Regions from separate parts of the Homo sapiens genome. Here regions 2 and 3 are each linked to region 1. The links are chromatin contacts, found by Hi-C or POLR2A ChIA-PET in ENCODE. All regions are on one chromosome and are shown on one strand. Each heading gives the region's core, a stretch centred on a gene start or an enhancer-like site at or near the end of the contact. The rest is flanking DNA. Distances are from core to core; before and after follow the strand shown.

Region 1 (3,419 bases), core at 232-2,731:
TAGATTATCTGTACCTTTTCAAACGTGTATGCCTAGAACCCAGGACTGTGCCTCGCAAATAAAAAGTGTTCAACAAATACTGGCTGAATGAATAAAGACAGAGTTGTATAGACATAGAGAGGGCAACTAGAGCACTCTGGGAGTTGTAAAAAGCCTTAAAGAGGAGATAACTGTTTGAACTTTTGGAAGAATTAGTTTAATTCCCAGGCGAAGGAGGAATAAAGACATCCCTGAATTTATATCTCTCTTTTCCAAGAAATCCATACTCATTGTTCTTTATCCAGCCGGGATTCAGACAGCAAGTCCCACTTGCCAAGAGTGGGTTTATCAAGCATCAAACGGGCCCGCTGGGGCAACTATGAAAAGTGTAGTTCACTTGGTGCAAACTCACCTCCACTGTAAAAGACTTTGCTTCTGAATAAATTATATGTAATGTTTCCATCTTTTCACATCTTTCATGACTCAATTTTTTTTTGCTGGTGCAATTTTCCTCCTTGGTTCTTCAAGACGACTGCAACGGATGATACAGCCTGGGTTAGGGGGTAGGTAGGAGGGAAGGTAGGAGTGGTTAGAAGTCCACCGGGGTGGCCGGGCGCAGTGGCTCACACCTGTAATCCCAGCACTTTGGGAGGCCGAGGCGGGTGAATCACCCGAGGTCAGAAGTTCGAGACCAGCCTCATCAATATGGAGAAACCCCGTCTCTACTAAAAATACAAAATTAGCTGGGCGTGGTGGTCCATGCCTTTAATTCTAGATACTGGGAGGCAGGAGAATCGCTTGAACACGGGAGGCAAAAGTTGCGGTGCCAAGGTCGTGCCATTGCACTCCAGCCTGGGCAACAAGAGCAAAACTCCATCTCAAAAAACAAAAACCAAACCAAACCAAAACAAAAAAAACTCCAATGGGGTGTATGGGTGGGTCCAGGGAAGCTTCTGGTTCAACGATGAGAGTGGTTGATTTTCTTAGGTCACAGCGTCTGACCTGTGGAGCCGGGTATGTATACACCCTAAGGCATAATTAGCTCAAGTGTTGTGGTAGTTTATTCTAGCAAAAACATCTTTAAAGCTTACGTTCCCATTTATGGATCTAATGAGGTTCTGCTGGGATTCAGGAATGAGAGCGTTAATCTTTGCAGCATTTTCTCGTCACCCGGCACACCCGCTCTCAAGACGCCTACCGAATAGTCTACTCTCGCGAGAGTCAGAAAAAAGTCAAGCTTTTTATTAACACCGCCCCCAGCCCTATTAGTTACCAAGCAACAGTGCCACCAGGCTCCTCGGCGCTGGGAAACTCAGGAGCTTGTGATCTCTCTGGTTCCGACTTCCAGCCGCCTTCCCGAGCCAGTTAGGCGATTGCGACCCTGCCCCGCCCCCTGGGTCCTGCAGGCGCCCGATTGGTGGATGATTCTCTCCAGGTGAGGACCTACGCGCGAGGGGGCGGGGCCAGACGGGCTCACATGATTTGCCGGCGACTGTAGCGCCGGTCCCGGCCACAAGCTGTCGGCTCGGTTCGGTCGCGTTACAGGGCAGGCGCCGGGGCCAAGGCAGGGAGGGATCTTAGGAGAGATCGTAGGGTGAGCCACAGCTGCGCAGCCCCGGGTAGGGTCTAGCGGGGCGGGATGTGGGGGCTGCGTGCCCCCGGATGAAGTGCGGGGAGAGGTGCTGGTCCCCAGGCATGGCAGGCAGCGCGGACGTTCTGGGACCGGGAGCCACAGTCTGTGTTTGGGTTGGAGGATTTGTGTGGTCAGTAAAGGAATCGTGTAAGGCTCTTGAAGGCGCAGGATCTTCCGTCCTCACCAGCCCCCTGTTGTCTGAATTGGGGGCATGAGCTCAGGACTTTCCCACTCCAGTTTGAATCAGGGCTTACCCCTCTTCCTGAGGTGACCTTGGGGAAGTCATTTACCACCTCAGCGCTCCGGCGTTCTTTAGACTGAGTCCCGGGGGTAACTAGGGAGAGGGTGCGGAGCAGGGCTTGAGAATGCACTAGAGGAGAAATGACGACGTGCTAGGGCTGTCTTGGGGTCCAGTTACTGTTTTTCCTTCAGGGAATATGTTCGAGATTTTCCCACGTCCCTCACTTTTTTCTTTTCTTTCTTTCTTTTTCATTTTTCATTTTTTTTTTTTTTTTTTTTGACAGAGTCTCGCTCTGTCGCTAGGCTGGAGTGCAGTGGCGGGATCTTGGCTCACTGCAACCTCCGCCTCCCGGGTTCAAGCGATTCTCCTGCCTCAGCCTCCCGAGTAGCTGGGACTACAGGCGCGCACCACCAGGCCCGGCTAATTTTTGTATTTTTAGTAGAGACGAGGTTTCACCATGTTGGCCAGGATGGTCTCTATCTCTTGACCTCTTGATCCGCCCGCCTCAGCCTCCCCAAGTGTTGGAATTCCAGGAGTGAGCCACCGTGCCCGGCCTCACTGTTTGCAAAACTGAGTCCTACCGTTAGATTGGAGTTAATTTCCTGGTAATGTACTTCGTCTATACATAACCCACCCCACCCCAACTGCTGCCACTACTCTGCCCAGATTCTTAAAACTAGAATCTGAGGTCATGAAACCTTGAGCAGGACACTTAATTCGATGAATCTCAAATTTTCAATCTGTAAAATGAGAAGAAATAATGGTGGCAAAATCTGCCTAATTACAAGATTATTGTTAGGACTGAAGAAGATAACGTCTGTAAATGTAGACTCGTAAGTCAGAAGATAAATGTAAGGTTCTAGTGCAACTCTTTTTATAGGTGAGGAAACAGAGGGCTAGAGAAGTAGCTGCTAACTGGGAGAAACAGGACTGAACCTGCCTCTTGGCCCAGGGTGTTTTTACTTATACCACACGGATCCAATGCACTGACTTTTTTTAAGTTATGTCTTCTTTCTTCCCCTTCCCTTTTTTACATTCTACTTCTCTGTTTCAGACATCTGAAGAGCTGCCATGTCTGGGGCATCTTCCTCAGAACAGAACAACAACAGCTATGAAACCAAAACCCCAAATCTTCGAATGTCAGAGAAGAAATGTTGTGAGTTCTGGCAGAGAGGAGGGACTGCTCTCTCTCAGCATTTTATCTTGGGAATATAGTTATAATCCTGGACTCTGCTGCTTGGTGGGAGTGATAAATAATTATTTGACATGGAAATTTAATGCAAAGTCTCCAGGGTAGAATGTCCTGTCTAAAACAAGTAGACTTAGTGAAATGTCTGTTCTTGGGGCTTGACTACTGGTGTAGTCCAGCAGTTTCTTACTGCTTTCTTAAACTGAATCTCTGTCTCCTGGGATGTTTGCACACTGGCTTGCTGATGGAAGTTAGAACTAACATTATTGTACACACAATGAGTAAGGCACAGTTGCAGGTGCAGGAATTACTTGGAGCTGGTAATGTTACCAGCTTTATCTGTTGGGCTAAGTTTTGGGAGAGTGCTGCTCATTGTA
Region 2 (3,419 bases), core at 335-2,834, 1.3 Mb before region 1:
CAGCAGCTTTCTCCTCATTCCCACCCCGTGTGTAGGAGTACGCAGTCTCATACCACCACCAGTTGGAGGATGATCTAGTCTGGAGACAGAACGGTGTAGAACAAAACCCTTGCCAGGGTCCCAAACCTCTCTTTAGAACTCTAATTAAAGGTACTTCCGTTTCCCACACAACTTGGAATGAAGGGGAAGCAACGACTGTTAAAACATTTAAAAACTAAGCCTTTATCTATTTATTTAGAAAACACACTATGCAAAGAAGCCAATTCCTTACATTAAAAATATTTATTTGCAACAGCTCTCCTTTTTAAGGCCTCAACAGATTGGACTAAACCACACCCCTCCATAAATGGCACATTCCATACAATAGCCTGGAGAATGGCATAGGACGATTCCACCGACAGCTGGGGGAATAGCAAACTTGTTGAAATTCCGAGAATGAAGTCTGATGGTTACCCGAACCTAGCCCTTTTATTACTAAAGTCACTCGGGGACAAGAGGGTTACAAAAATATCCCGAGACGCGTACGCGGGTGAGAGTGGAACGAGAACCACACGGGATTTGGGCCGTGCTGTTAACCCGCACCTCCCTGAGTACGGACATTTCCCCGAGGAAGGACATTTCTAGTCGGAGAGAAAGAGCGAACTTTGGGGTTAACTCTCTCAAAACTCTGAGGTGGGGAGAGAGGCAGCAGCCCATTATTTTCCAGGATCCAGTCCCGAACTCTCACTTTTGCCCGGGGGGAAAAAAACGGGTCCCGCCCACGCTCGGCCCGATCCGGGAGGCGGGGCCTGCAGCGACCCCGAAGGACAGAGGCGGGGCCGGTTGGCAGTGCTGCCCCTCCCCCTTTGCCAGGAACACCCCCGTCCGCTACAGAGAGGGCTCAGGGCCCCCACCCCCGCGCCAGTCGCTGGGGGAAGGGGCAATACGGGTGCCTCCGCCCCTCCTCGCTGAAGGTGGGGAGTGGAGCTCGAGTCCGCCCGCCTCCCCGCGCTGGCTCCAAGGGGACGGCCCCGAGGAGGTGGGGCCTCTTGGGGGCGCTGACTTCACACCCCTCCCCCTCCGGCCGCTGGCGGCTCAGGGACACCCCGCCCGCTCTAGTGCGGTGGGTGGGGGAGGCAGCTGAGCAGACCGGAGCCCTGCAGCGGCGCGGGGCGGGGAGGGGCGCGCGCACGGGCGCGCAGCCACCACCCCCGCGCGCCAGCAGGGCCCCCCACGCTCAAGGGTGCGCGCGGGCCCCGAAAGGGAGGAGGCCGCGCGCGGCACCGGGGATGGCGGACTCTAGCCTTCTGTCCCCCACTCTTTTCACCACTCGCCCCCATCCCCCTCCAACCCGCTCCAGGCCTCAGACTCCGCACTGACCTGACAGGCCGCGACATGTTCGCTGTCGAAACAGGACCGAGTCGAGAAGCCAAAGACCAGGACCCCCCCCACCCCGCGCGCTCGGCGCCCCACCCCCCCCGAACTTCAGCCGATGGGACCGCTGCTGCCGAACCCCGAGCTGCTGGCTTCTCAAACTCCGCTGCTCTTTGGTTCAGGGCTCCTGGAACAGACGAGCCCCCCGCTCCCCCGTCTCTTCAAAATGGATGAATCAAACCAGCCGAAAATGCGCCAAAGCCGCCGTGCAACCAAACCCACTAGGGTTTGTGCGCTCCTCCCCAACACGCCTGCTCATTGGAGACTTCTGCCAGATGCGCCCAGATCATTAGTCCGTTTGAATCATCACGTCTTCCAGGCCCCGCCCTGCTCTCTGATAGGCTCCACCTTCACCGTGGGGGTCCTGTTAGTCAAGATGCTCTGAGAGCGCACGGCCGCAAAACAAAAATGGTCGCTGCTTAGCCCGCCCCCTGGTTTCCACTCCAGAGTTGCAGATTCGTCTGGGGTCGTATCTTAGAAAGACTAGAAAAAAAGATTTATGTAGGGTTCAGCGTTGCTCAGTGTTAGTTTAATGGTGTTTCATCTCGTCTGCCTTGATCACCTTGAAAATCCTCTAATAGCAAAACCCGTGGGAGAGGCAGCAGATTCGTCACTGCGGGGCTGCTACAGAATTGGAGGGAAATTCCTTAGGTTCAAAAAATTTGACCTTAAACCTACAAGCCCCTTACCCTGGCTTCGGCATTAACCCTCAGGGACCAAATGAGGCTGCTGGAGTAGAGAGGCAGGATCATAATCAAGGAATATCTTCACCCCCAATTACCATTCTCCATTCTGGACCTTGAGATCCACTTCAGGGTCATTAAAGTCCCAGTCTGGTGCATTACTATTTTAAGAAAAGAGTCAGGTGTACAATAACTAAGAGCATGAGCTCAGGGGCCACAAGGTATTTCAGGTGGAATCCCAGGTCCACTACTTAATGGTGGTATAACTTTCCTTCTCTGTGCCTCAGTTTTCTCATCTGTAAAATGGGAAACAAGGGTACCTAACTGCATAGGCTTATTAGTATTAAATGAGTTGATATATCTATCAAAAGTCTTTAGGATAGTCTCTGGCTCACAGTAAGTGCTACGTAAGTGTTAAATCCAAGTTTTAAAAGATGATTCCGTCCCTGGGTAGAGATGGGTGGAGCTGGCTCAAGACCCTATGAATTCTATTGATTTACCCTTGCACTTTGAAAAACAAAACAAAGACTCTTCGAAGTCATATAACTGAAAGTAACGCACATCATTTCACTTAAATCCGTGAGCATTTGTTGGATGCCTAATACTCTCAAAGGCAGAGCTCAGGATTCCTATGTGAATGGCTAAGGCTGAGTCTGCTATCGAAAATAGACGTCAATCCCTGTCACAGTCAAAGCGATCATTTTTGTTTGGTGGCTGTGCGCTCTCAGAGCATCTTGACTAACAGGACCCCACGGTGAAGGTGGGGCCTATCAGAGAGTAGGGTGGGGCCTGGAAGACGTGATGATTCAAACGGACTAATGATCTGGGCGCATCTGGCAGAAGTCTCCAATGAGCAGTCAGTTAACAACCAATTGAAGATACACTTTCCAAACAACAACAACAAAAAACACACCACATCTGCCTCCTGAAAGTCTCCCTTTGTAAAATCTGGCTTCCCAAAAAGAAGAGAATAGCACAGTCCACCAGTGAAGCATTAAACAAATTAATATCTTTTGTCTCTTCCATGTCATTCCACCCTCTGTCCCTCTTATTTTTATTTTTAATTTTTATTTTTTCGAGACGGAGTCTCACTCACTATGCTCCCCAGGCTGGATTGCAGTGGCACGATCTCTGCACACTGAAACTTCCACCACCCGGGTTCAAGCGATTCTCCTGCCTCAGCCTCCCAAGTAGCTGGGATTACAGGCGTGCTCCACCATGCCCAGCTAATTTTGGTATTTTATTGTGGAGATGGGGTTTCACCATGTTGGCCAGGCTGGTCTTGAACTCTTGACCTCAAGTGATCTGCCTGCCTTGGCCTCC
Region 3 (3,419 bases), core at 469-2,968, 1.1 Mb after region 1:
TTGCAAACATGTCACTGAAAAGGAGCCTGATCTGACAGCATCACTACCCCAGGGAGCCAGGGAAGAAGTGGGGTTTTGGGGAAGCCTCAAAGATATCAGTAATAATAGAAAGCACTTGCATGCCAAGCACCATATTAAGCACTTTTTACACATGATTTTATTTAATCCTTACAACAAATATGCAAAGTGCTTATTACTACCCCACTCCACAGGAAAAAAAAAATCGAAGTTCACAAGTTAAGTCACAATTGTAGTAATATTTAAATGCACATATGCCCATGTGCCCAAGCTCTGCACTCCATCCCTTCCATGAATTATTTCTTTATGATCTATTTTTTCCTTAGCACTTATCACCCACTAAACATAATATATATTGTGATTACTTACTTTGTTTGTCTGACTTCCCACATTCAGATAATTTCCATCAGGGCAAGAATTTTTTTTTTTTTTTTTCTTTTTGAGATGGAGTCTCTCTGTGTCCCCCAGCTTGGAATGCAGTGGTGCAATCTCAGCTCACTGCAACCTCTGCCTCCTAGGTTCAAGCAATTCCCCCACCTTGGCCTCCTGAGTAGCTGGGATTACAGGCACAATGCCGCCATGCCCGGCTAATTTTTGTATTTTTAGTAGAGATGGGGTTTCATCATGTTGGCCAGGCTGGTCTCGAACTCCTGACCTCAGGTGATCAGCCCGCCTCGGCCTCCTAAAGTGCTGGGATTACAGGTGTGAGCCACCATACCTGGCCAGGGCAGCCATTTTTGACAGTTTTATTTTCTACTGCTTTATACCAAGCTCCTGGCACACAGTACATATTCAATAAATATCAGTTCAATAATGAATTATGTCATTTAATCCTTACTGTAATCTTATGATGCCGGTACCAGAACTGTCCTCATTTTACATTGAGGAAATTAAAGCTCAGAGGTCACACAGCTAGTAGGATGGAGTCAGGACTGGATCTCTCCAAAGCCCCTATACTCTTTGTTATGCAAATTGGTCCCTACCCGAAGGCAGGAGAGTGGACCAGGTGGTCTTTGTAAGTCCCTTCCGACTCAGAGATCCAGGTCCATGTACAAAATCCACAGACAGGCAAGGCTTAATGGTGTAAAAGGGTCTGTATTTTCCTAAAGATAAGACCTCTGTAAACACCAGCACCTTGGCCTCTTGAAAATTTTGCATAGCCTATTTAGGTCACCTGTATTCTGTGAGCTTGAATCATTACGCCCATCCCACCCATCCATAAAACACAGTTCTCTGTGTTTCACCTGCTTGGCAATAAAGCCCCGAGCTGCAGGAGCTCAACCTTAAGACTGCAAAACAGCCAGCTGAATACACAGCCTGAGGCCTCATACAAGAATTGTCCAAGATTGAAGTATATTAGAAACTACACAAAAAGTACAAAAAATAAATGAGTCTTTAGTTTCTCCCCTTTCAGAATGACTCTGGGAGATCAGGACCTCCTTCCCTGGGGTCTGCTGGGGATCTGGACAGAGCCGACATCTCCTGTCTACACCTGCCATGGTCAAGCAAGGAGATGTGCTGGCCAGAGTGTGTGTGTCAAGACGGGTGGGAGTGGGACATTCTGTAAATATGCCCCTTTCTTGTGCCAACCAAATGCAGCCTTTCCCAGCTTTCAGAAGACCAGTTCTGGGGACCCAAGAGGCCTATAGAACAACAAAACAAACAGCGAGCTTGGCGGCGGGAGCCCGGGCAGGGAGCCAAACTCATTACTAGGGATGTGGTGGTGAGCTCCCTGAACCACCACCCCACCCCTTCCATGCAGGCTCTGGGGAAGGGGAGAGGGTCTCTACTCCCCACCACCCCAGTGTCCAGCATTGCTGAGACGCCTGGGCGAGTTAGGGTATCAGATGGGCGGTCTCAGGTCCCAGGAGAGCCACTAAGTCTCTTAGATGTGGACCTGCAGCTCCGGCTGTTTACTCAATCAAGGGTTCATACTGAGAGACAAGTGAATCATTTCCACTCAGAGGAATGAGTGGCTATTGTTTGGTGGGGCTGGCACAGAGAGAAAGGCATGTTTCTCAGCTTTTCATCCAACTTGGCCTTCCATCCGCCAAGGCAACTCCACCCCACGAGAGGAGCCAAGTAACAGGTTAGTGTGTTTGGGGAGAAAGTCTAAATGCCAATGTCAATATTGGCATTGGAGGGTGGGGGTGAGCATATAACCTTGGGCAAGACATTTAGTATAGCTACAGCTCAGTTTCCTACATCTGTAAAATGGGGTAAAGATGCAGGGGCGATCAGCACCCTCAGTTGAAGTATTTGAGGAAGATGAAAAGAACCACGGAAACGTATCTTGTAAACAGTCAGTGTTATCAAATAACTGAGTAATAACCCCAGGGCTGAGGAGAGTTAATACTTTGGTGCTCCTGATGGATTCTTTCCAATGCCTAAGCTGCTACTGCAAGAAGCTCACAGTTTTCCTGGCTTTGCTTAGTAAATCGTTTGTGCGATTACAAAGAGAAGAATAGAATTGGGACGTCAGGGCTTCCTGTGGGCTGGGGACTGGAGACCTTGGGTTGGTATGTCCCTTAGGGAAAGGCAGAAAGAATTTTCCTTTAAGAATTTCACAGGCATTTCAGCAGCCACCATTAGCTAATGGGAAAGAAGGTAGTGCCAGAATAGGCCGGGGCCCTCCCCAGAGCTTGGAAAGTCTCTGAGGATTTGCAAAAACATCCCAAGAGTCATACAGAGACTGGTGGGGGAAGCAGTGGTTCCCTGGGCATTCTTTCCTGCTTCCCCTGTTATACACAAGCCTGCATCTGATCCAGGTGAAGCAGATGGCTGTCTGTACTATTCTGGGGCCCTCCAGGCAACAGTGTAAATGCTGTCCCCTTCCTCCAGCCAACATTTCTGAGATTACCACCCCACCCTCTTCCAGATGTTGTTAACCAGAAAACAAACTCCTTTCCTGTTACCCACCAGAAGTTGTCCTGTTTCCTTGACTCCTCATGCCACTGCCACGCCAACCCTCCTCCTCCCCTCACTGACCTACCCAACACATCATACCTTCCTTCCTTCGCAACCAACCACATCAACAGGAGTCACCGTTGGTGTCTGATTCTATTTCAATTCGTACAAATAGATGTCTGGCATAGAATAGGCACCCAATACATTTGAGATCACTTTCATGAGCACCTAATGTGTATCTGGCAGTGGGGATGGCGTGATGAATGTGAAAAGGAAGGCCCCTGCCCTCAAAGATCTGTGAATCTCAAGGGAGGTAGACACCTTAACAGCTGCTCCCTTGCCAGATGCTGTGGGGTCTAGGAGGGTGCCATGCATAGTGGTTGAAGGGACAGAATAAAGGACATGTCACAATGCTTGAGCAGCAGAAGAGGTTTCTGGTGGGGATGGAAAAGAGAGCCAGCAGCATCTGCTGCTGTTTAAGGTCCCTGGGACTA

What was found. Hi-C counts contacts between places; a loop is a spot of excess contacts on that map. ChIA-PET counts read pairs that join two places held with the same protein, here RNA polymerase II (POLR2A). Pooled maps may share reads with other maps.
Region 2: a map of CD8-positive, alpha-beta T cell shows a loop between it and region 1 (10-fold over the local background). The contact joins the promoter of NUCKS1 here to the promoter of PFKFB2 in region 1. A Hi-C loop is called at or near these places in 1 of 168 maps with a recorded cell type or tissue (CD8-positive, alpha-beta T cell) and 7 of 50 pooled maps. POLR2A ChIA-PET finds 5 or more read pairs at or near these places in 1 of 52 experiments (PC-9).
Region 3: a loop to region 1 is called in a map of ascending aorta, with 5 times the contacts of the local background. The contact joins the enhancer-like site here to the promoter of PFKFB2 in region 1. A Hi-C loop is called at or near these places in 1 of 168 maps with a recorded cell type or tissue (ascending aorta). POLR2A ChIA-PET finds 5 or more read pairs at or near these places in 1 of 52 experiments (activated naive CD4-positive, alpha-beta T cell).

The regions. Positions count from the first base shown.
Region 1 is chr1:207,051,794-207,055,212 of GRCh38, forward strand. PFKFB2 (6-phosphofructo-2-kinase/fructose-2,6-biphosphatase 2) reads left to right here and starts at 1,482. Exons shown (of 15, transcript NM_006212.2): 1 at 1,482-1,573; 2 at 2,908-3,009. The coding sequence starts at 2,925. It also overlaps a transcript of YOD1 not described here. RefSeq lists an enhancer at 773-1,412.
Region 2 is chr1:205,748,598-205,752,016 of GRCh38, forward strand. It overlaps NUCKS1 (nuclear casein kinase and cyclin dependent kinase substrate 1), which reads right to left and starts at 1,585. Exons shown (of 7, transcript NM_022731.5): 1 at 1,360-1,585. The coding sequence starts at 1,376. RefSeq lists a silencer at 759-1,358 and an enhancer at 1,779-2,028.
Region 3 is chr1:208,201,538-208,204,956 of GRCh38, forward strand. All of the region lies in intron 3 of PLXNA2 (plexin A2), which reads right to left. Among named protein-coding and RNA genes, the nearest start is that of PLXNA2, 41 kb to the right of the region's middle. RefSeq lists a silencer at 1-81. Within about 2 kb of position 1,719, at least 22 of the 41 ENCODE cell types and tissues checked have a DNase peak (open chromatin) inside an H3K27ac peak, as active enhancers do; they include ascending aorta, where a contact is called at or near this core.